Regions from separate parts of the Homo sapiens genome. Here region 2 is linked to region 1. A link is a contact called in ENCODE Hi-C or POLR2A ChIA-PET data. All regions are on one chromosome and are shown on one strand. The core of a region is the stretch at or near the end of the contact, and the rest is flanking DNA. Distances in the headings are between cores, read along the strand shown.

Region 1 (4,368 bases), core at 1,463-3,962:
TTCATTAAGAATTCAGGAATAAGACCACTTTTCTTATATCTTTGCTTTTTAAAATTGGAATTTCTAGATAGTGATCTAGTTGGAAACAGCAACATTTGAAAAAATAAGTTTATTCAGTTCCTTCTGAAAGTATTGATTATATTTTTCACTGAAGTTGCTTCGAAACATTCTTAAAGGTCTGGATTAGGTATTTATGGAAACCTCTTACTCTTTAAGTTATGGAGTTTACATTAAAAAACTGTAACTGATCCTCAACCAAGTGTCAGACAAGAATATCTGAAGAACATTAAAAATTATTTTGAATTTATTTCCTTTCATGTGTCATCTTCTTTAGCCCCAGTTTACTTTCAGCTACCAACGCTTTTATAAGAAGATTCATTCAAAATATAGGCATCAGATATTCACTAATACTAAATATTTTCCATTCTCCTAAACTAAGGCCAGGTTAATATCTCCCATGTCTTTTTTTTAGTCTATTCAATGCCGTATTTTTTGGTGATTTTGCTGTTTGAAATGGCTCCCAAGTATAGTGCTGAAGTGCTGTCTACTGTTCCTGAGTGCAAAAATGCTGTAATACGTTTTATGGAGAGAATAGGTGTGTTAGATAAGATTCATTCAGGCACGAGTGATAGTGCTTCTGGCCATGAGTCAAGGTAGTTAATCAACAATATGTATTAAACAAAGTGTCTTTAAACAGAAATTCACGAAACAAGGTAATATATTAATCAGTTGATGAAAATGTAACCAGATGCTACAGAAACCCAATCCGGTATTTCCCTTAGGAGCAATGGTTCTGTATTTGCTCATTCAGTGTTCATGGTGACTTTATAGAACATTAACTACTGTAAGTAGTGAGAATTGACTGTACTCTAAATGCCTAGTACTTAGTTGGGGCTAAACATATACTTATTCATTTGTCATTTTTCTGTACACATAAGGATAAAATGATAAAATTTTCTTTGAGGGATGAAGGGACGGCTGCTTCCCCACCCTCCTCTTAGAGTGTTTCCTTGTAAACATAATAGGGCCAATGAGTGGGCCAACCTTTTTACTTTACAATGAAAGGTTTGAGGCCTTCTGTTCCTTGGTAACATAAACATATACCTCCAAAATTAACTGTCTCATGAAGTGTACAGGAAACTATTGCAAGGTAAATCAATTTATCTCTCAAGGAGATAAGACAAGATTGAATTATTCTTTCTTCTGCCTCACTGTAGAAACTTGGATCAAATTCTGTCAAGATGCTGTAGGTACTTTTGAGCTACCTTACATGCAAGTAAATCTGGTAGGGCTTACTCTAAAAAATTGTGTTCCCTGTCTCTTCTATATTGGTACAGAAGGGTCTTTTGTTGGTAGGACTATTTTATTTTATTTTATTTTATTTTATTTTATTTTATTTTATTTTATTTTATTTTATTTTATTTTTTGGGACAGAGTCTCGCTCTGTTGCCCAGGCTGGAGTGCAGTGGCACAATCTAGGCTCACTGCAAGCTCCACCTCCCGGGTTCACGCCATTCTCCTGCCTCAGCCTCCCGAGTAACTGGGACTACAGGCGCCCACCACCACGCCCGGCTAATTTTTGTGTTTTTAGTAGAGAGACGGGGTTTCACATTGTTAGCCAGGATGGTCTCGATCTCCTGACCTCGTGATCCGTCCGCCTTAGCCTCCCAAAGTGCTGGGATTACAGGCGTGAGCCACCGCGCCCGGCCTATTTTATTTCTTAAATGTATGTTTGAGTTTTATTCTGGGGAGGCTGTTATTCCTTAATTTCTTGGGATTGTTTGTATCTGTCAATGACTGAATGGCTTTTTTGGCTTTGCTATTATGCCGTTCAAATTATACTAATGCACCTGTTAAGTTAAAGTGGTTATGCTTGTGGGCTCTCAGTAAATCAATTTTGCTGCTGAATAGTGAAGCAGTTCAGGGTTTCCATATTTCTGTGTCTATTTGGAAACCAGAAAAATGGATGTCTGGATATTTTGCAAAGTGTCTGATGATCCTATTTGTTGATTGAGAATGTTGCAGGCATGGGAAGAAAGGTTGCTTAGACTCTAAATTGTATGGCATGATTCTCAGTTACTGGCTCCAGCCATGAGCCAGATGCCTGATTTTTCTAGGAGATATGTAAATTCAATAATTTAAGATAGAAACTAATTCAGGACTCCATTGATTCATCTTGACTGTTTTGAAGAACTCATTTCACTAAAGGATGATGCCGGTGATGCTTGCTTTTACTCATCAACCTGTCCCCTCCTCCCCTATGTACTTCTTTCCCTGGAGACGTTCTGAGTGGTGTCTGAGTCAGTGATTCAGGACACTGCTGCCTACAGGGCAGGGTTTCCTAACCATCCTTTGTTGTGATGGGAGCTGTCCTGTGCACTGTAGGATGTTTAGCAACATCCCTGGCTTCAACCCGTTAAATGCCAGTAGCATGCCCCCTTCCAGTTGTGACAACCGAAAATCCCCAGACATTGCCAAATGTCCCCTGGTCCCTACTGAGAAGCACTCTTTAGGGAGAGAAGGTGTATCTGTGCTAAGTTGAGGTTTCCAGTGTTTCCTGTCTCTAAGATTGAAAGTAAATGAGCCTTAAGGGCAGCAACAGAAGCTCATAAGTACCTGCCACTGAGGAAGCCCCCTTGGTTGTCCTAAGAGGAAATGTGACTACCACATGACAAAGGTTCTTCTTAGAAGTTTGTTGGGCTGTTCACAACTTGCCGGCATGTAGGGAACAGCACCTGTTGTGTATCTCGGTTTTCTTGTCTACACAGGGAATAAAACGCTGCCCCTTAAACAAGTTTTATTTTGTTTTGCTTTTAGTTTCTTTTCTGCCTCATAGAGGACAACAAGCCTAGCAGCTTCTGGAAGATGAAGAACAATGTAAGCATCTGAATTTCATCCCTTCTCAGTTCTCTAGAGCTCTTAACCTTAATAGTTGGGAGCTTCCCTTTTTCAATAGTTCCTTTCTTAGGACCTTTGTCCAATCAAGTTAATTGGCTTACCACGGAAAGGCAGAAGAGCATGGTGACTAAGATAATAGACCCAGTTTAAAGCCTGGCTCTGCCACTCACTTTGTGTGACTTTGATTGGCTGTTTAATTTCTGGGTGGCTTAGGTTTCTTCTTTTAAAAATGCTGATAATAATATTACCATTCTTACATGATTGTTGAGAATTTTGAATGAGTTAATATCCTCATAGCACTTGGCATAGTGATGCAAGGAAAAATTTGTACTTCAGTGGTAACCCACATGCCTTTATCAATTTTGATTCTGTGGGAGTTCAGTTACGACTCTCACTTGTAGATAACTGACAGCAATGCAAAAGGATTCTTGTCTATAGACATGAAAATGTCCAATCATTCGTGTTGCAGTCATTGAATCCCTTTTATTTCACTGTTTCTCTCAGTAGAGGCCATGGGGAGCTGACATCTTTGGCTATTGTTCCTTTCAGTGTCTATGTAATAAATTGCCTGAATCTAAAAAGGATTCATGTTTCTTTACTGGTCAAATATGCCAGGCCTTGGCCTTACCTTGTGCTTGACAACCAGAATTTGAAATTAGGTTTCCCTGACTTTCCAAAGTCTATCTGTTTGTCACTGTATCTCTTTACACTCCTGGGTATTTTTTTCTTAATAGCCTGCCATCTTTTAACTATCCTTTTTTTGCAGTAAGATTTATGATTGAGTGTTAGTGTCCATCTGAAACAGAATGCACAAACATCTGTGGCCTCCATCCCAGCCTGTATTCCTTATCTACTGCTGCATAACACCTTACCCCAAAACTTAGCAGCTTGAAATAACACATGGTTTATGCGATCATGAATTTAGGCATAGCTTAGGTATATGGGTCCTCTGGTTTGGGGACTCTTACAACCCTGTAATTAAGGTGCCAATCAAGGCTATGATTTTTTCTTACCTGAAGCTCAAGTAGAAAAGGATCTGCATCCAAGCTCACTCACGTGGTTGTCATCAGGATTCAGTTCTTCAAGGGCGGCTGGACTGAGGCATCAGTTCCCTGTTGGCTGTTGGCCTGAGGCTTCCCTCGGTTCCTTAAACTGGGCTTTTCCAACATGGCAAGTTACTTTATCAAAGTGTGCAAGCTAAGTAGGCAATAAAGAAAGCCTGCTGAGGTGACATCTCATCCTTTTCCATATTCTAGTCACTGTTTTCTGCCCACTCTTTATTTTTTATTTTATTTATTATTTTCATTTTATTTATTTATTTATTTATTTATTTATTTATTTATTTATTTTGAGATGGAGTCTCGCTCTTGTCTCCCAGGCTGGAGTGCAGTGGCACGATCTCAGCTCACTGCAAACTCTGCTTCCTGGGTTCAAGCGATTCTCCTGCCTCAGCCTCCCAAGTAGCTGGGA
Region 2 (4,366 bases), core at 612-3,111, 520 kb before region 1:
ATTAAATGCCTCATAGCTTGAACTCTGCCTGATTAAGCAACTTATGCGAAAGAGACAGGAAAAGTACTAACAAAAGGTTACAATTATATTGAAAAATTCCTTGATTGGCATCAGATTGACTCTTCATTTTCTCAACTCCTGATTTCAAAAGGAAGCCTGCCTTTTGCAATTTCCTGAAACTTAAATTAGAGATTACGCTGCTATGTCTTAAGAAAGCTTAGCTTCCTCCTCTCACTCACTTCTTCCTTGAGAGTGTGATCCCAATCTGAGGTTGCCAAAGGTTTCAAAATATATTATACCTGATTTGTGTGTTGCAACTAACTGCCCCAGTGTGGCCAGTGACATGATGAATTTCCCTCTTTCCATCAGATTTCCTTAATATTCATATGCAATCACAAGGCACTCAACCTTTATTCCATTGCAACTGTGAGCAGTGGCAGCCTTTTTGCTTGGTTCCAAGCACAGGGCAGCTACGTATAGGCACAGAGAATGGTGCCCTTGCTGTTTCGCCTTTCGGTTAATTCCAGCCCAGGTACTGATTTAAAATAGCCCAGAAAGTTTTTCATTTCCAAAATATTCAAGAACAGTGCAGCTTTTCACTAAGTCCCTGAAGACAGGGGAGGTGGGGTGAACTTTGGTTCATTGTGAACTCTGATGCAGGCTATGAATAGTGACTCCTCTGAGAGATGCGCGGGGCAGCATCTTACCAGAGATTTCTGACTATTCTCCATACTCCAGCAAGACTTTCAAAGTGCATAGTGGAAATGGTCAGATTATCAGTAAAGAAGAAGGGGAAGCAGAAAGCAATGTGGTATTCAGTGGCTAATAAGGAGCATATAAACAAATTAAGGTTTACGCATCTTCGTTAAGTCATTTCCCAAGCTTTTCCAGCAAAAGTAAATGTGAGAGAAGTACACAGATATTAATACTAACGCGTTTCCAGCAGCCTCAGAGCAGCAGCATTTAACGCTGAATATCACACAGAATCCCAGCCACCAAGAATGTCTGCATTTTGGAGGTTCCTCTCCTCCGGCTCTGGGGCAAGGCACAACAGAAAAACTCAGATTTGTCCAAGGGACACAACTGTGCTTTTGATCTACTCTGGGGTGGCTGTGTCTGTCCATAGCCCCTAGCATAGTCAGGTGGGAATATCAACAATGCAGACCCGAGGGAGTCCCAGCTTGCTGCTCCTTGGTTTCTGGACACTCCTCTCATCCCGCAATGTCTCTGGGAAAGCTGTTCTACTTTTTAATAGACAGAATCCTAAAAGGATGTCTGGTGATCCCCATAGCGGAGAAAGAGGGCTAGAGTGGGGAAGTGGCTATTTCCCCGCCGCCAGCCTCCCACTCCCATTCCTCAGAGAAGCCCCGCCAGGGCCCCGGCCAACCTCGCCGCACCAAAAGCTTCTCTGGCTCCAGGGCCGATAGCGGCACGCGGTCATGTTTGCGGCAAGTGGCACAGTTCCTGCCCTCTCAAGCAGACCACGCCCTGCTGCTGCCCACGCTCCTTACTGCCGCCCGCCCTTACCCGAACGACTTACCTGAGCCAGAACCTCCTCGTTCGCTCCCGGTACCCGAGGATCCCGCACGCGGCCATCTTGGCCACGCCCCCTCACGTTTAGCCACGTCCCTACGCAGCAAACGTCATTTCGTCATTCCAGGTTACGCCCCTATCAGTCCCCATTCTGTCCCCGACCCAGGCTGAAATCTCGCCCTGGCCACGCTTCCCCAGCGCCGGAGTCCACACCTGCTCTGCGCTCTGGCTACACATCTCCTGTCGCTGCCACGCGCCTGCACGCTAACTTGCCGACGCCTCTGCCCTCCGCCTGCTCCACCATCTTTGTTACGCCCCTCAGAGCAACAAGGCACGCCCACACGTAAGGACCGCGCCCCCCACGTTCGAGGCACGTCTCTGCGTTCCAACTACGTCATGTCCCTACTTCCCTTTTCGCGCCACCTCCCTTGCCGGTCACTACTCCGCAGCCCGCCTTTCCATCTGTGGCCACTTTTCCACCCTTCGCCCAGTGATCATCCAGTCACAACTAGTCTGCCTACCCCACCTCCCTCCCTTGGGCTCACGTCCCTACTCCGCCTGAGGCCGACCGTCCCGCGAATTCGAATTTCTTTTTTACACCCTTGCGACTACGCCACGCCTTTCACGTAAGGGCTAAAGTCAGCTCGTTCGGGCCACGCCCCTGCGGTACGCCTGGGTCACGCCTCTTCCGCTAAGCCTTGCTGCCTGCGCTCCTCACTGGCGGGGCCGTTCCCGCCGTGGCCGTTCCCACCGTGGCTAACCCCTTCCATTCTCTCGGAACAGGCAAGACCCCTCTGGTCCGCGTCACTTTTCTTACTGCATTCCACACCTCTCTTTTCTGGCCAGTCCTGGCCGTCCTCTCAGGCCACACGCTACAACCTTGTGGTCCTCATTGGCCACTCGCATCCTGCGCATGCGCACTTACCTACCTTCACTTCTGGTCACGCGTTAGGTTCCCAGGCCACCCACTTTTGGTTCCACTCTGGTCACGCCTCTCCCGCCAGTTGCACGCTCTCTGCGCTCCTTTTAGGTGCGATACTTGATCCCGGGAAGCCACGGAGGTGTTGGAGGGGCCCACCAGTCTCCAGAGAGGACTGTCCAGGTCCTGGAACCAGATGTCCGCGGCATTTATAGAGTGAAATGAGCCTGCGGATCTCTGATCCTCTCCTAAAAAGTGACTTTCTCCATGTATCTCCCAACTCTAAACACCACAACTCGTTAAGCAAAAACCGAGTAGGAAACAGAACTGATGGGCCAGTGGTGGAGCAATGTTCCTTCTAGCTAGGTTTCATGTCCTTTAACCCGATATGGAGATAAACTGGAACCGTGTTCCTTCCAGCCCATTTAAAGTCAGCGGACTTTAAATGCTAGGGAGATACATGGAGTAAGCACACTCCTCTACTTCCTGATGTGTCCTCCTGATGACTTTTCCTAGGCACTTGGTGCCCTAATGCTCTCTAGGTCCTGTCTAGACACCACCACATTCAGACCTCTGTTTGCAGCCCCCTGCTCCAAGATTACGCTTTTTTACTCCCTCCATTCGCAATTCTGGGTTCACAGGAAAAAAGTGAGGAGGTTATTACCAGCTTTTCTGTCCAGAAATTTCTGAACGGACATTCTTAGAGGATGGACACTTTCCATTAGCCATTCATTCATTCATTCATTCAAGACAGATTTATCAAGTACTATGTTCCAGTAAGAAATAAGACAAGAGTCAAAGAGATCACAGACTGAGCTTCCCCAACTCAAGTTTAGATGGCACAAGAATTGAGAAAATTAAAGATGGTGTAATAAAGGAGTTGATAGGTGGAAAAGGACTTGATAAGTGCTGGTTTGTTGTTCTAATTAGCAGGAGTATTTTGGGGCAGCAAACATAGGAAGCCACTTACATAGCAGTTAGTACAGCTCCCTTCACAATAAATTCTCAATCTTCATTTAAAGTATTCCCTTTTCACTTGTATAGAGGATTACAATTTTTCCCTCCATGGCAGTGAGATTTACTATATACACTTCTACATATGCCAGTAATCAAGATTTTATGATCACATATAAAGTGTAAAAGTTCCTTTCTCTTCCCACCTTCCATCCATTTCTGCTTTGAAGACAGTGGGAACTTTCACAATATTGAGCTACAAGGAGCACAGAGTAAAAGACAATTTTCAACAAAACATTTTTTATTAAGCTCACCCTGGCTCTGAGAACTCTATCTCATTTATATAAAATGTTGCCAATGCTAATCATTTTTTGCATGAAAAATTAAACACACCGGAAATGGGATCAAGTGCAGCCTGTGTAAATTACTGCATTGATTTTTATAGCATTATTTTCTCCCAGATGATTTGAGGCCGCGTACCAAAATATAGGCAACACTGTATAAAGTAAGTATTATAGTTTAAGGAACCAGAGGGGAAATTCATGGAGGGAGAATAAATAATGTAGCCAATGGTAAGATTAACACTCAAGTATGCACACTTTCAGATCCAGAACAGTTTTTGAAGGTGGGCAAGAGATCTCACTCTAAGCTTCCATAGAAAACAGGAGATAACAAGTATTTTAAAGTTTTACGGTGTTCATAAAAACCAATCAATCAGGATTTTGTTTGCTTTTGAGAAGCACTGTTTGTTTTTTTAAAAATAATTTTTAGCCCCAAGGCAAATCCCAGTTCCTCATCATGATGACGCTGTGAGCTACGTGGGAAATAAGTGTCATAAGTTGTTACACCCACATTCCCTCAATGGAAACTGTTGGCATAATCACAAAGCACAGGGCACTGAATCAATTTCATGAACCATCCAAAATTTCCTGTTCGACTGAGTACACAGCCCCACAATGG

Evidence for each region. A loop is a pair of places that touch in the nucleus more often than their neighbours do. ChIA-PET counts read pairs that join two places held with the same protein, here RNA polymerase II (POLR2A). Pooled maps may share reads with other maps.
Region 2: a loop to region 1 is called in a pooled map, with 8 times the contacts of the local background. The contact joins the promoter of CA5BP1-CA5B here to the enhancer-like site in region 1. A Hi-C loop is called at or near these places in 2 of 37 single-sample maps with no recorded cell type and 7 of 50 pooled maps. POLR2A ChIA-PET finds 5 or more read pairs at or near these places in 1 of 52 experiments (Caco-2).

The regions. Positions count from the first base shown.
Region 1 is chrX:15,157,220-15,161,587 of GRCh38, reverse strand. No RefSeq gene overlaps it. Among named protein-coding and RNA genes, the nearest start is that of ASB9, 110 kb to the left of the region's middle. Within about 2 kb of position 2,712, at least 4 of the 41 ENCODE cell types and tissues checked have a DNase peak (open chromatin) inside an H3K27ac peak, as active enhancers do.
Region 2 is chrX:15,672,953-15,677,318 of GRCh38, reverse strand. It overlaps CA5BP1-CA5B (CA5BP1-CA5B readthrough), which reads right to left and starts at 1,861. Exons shown (of 12, transcript NR_160544.1): 1 at 1,541-1,861. It also overlaps a transcript of CLTRN not described here and the pseudogene CA5BP1. RefSeq lists enhancers at 1,786-1,905, 1,578-2,196, 2,429-2,932.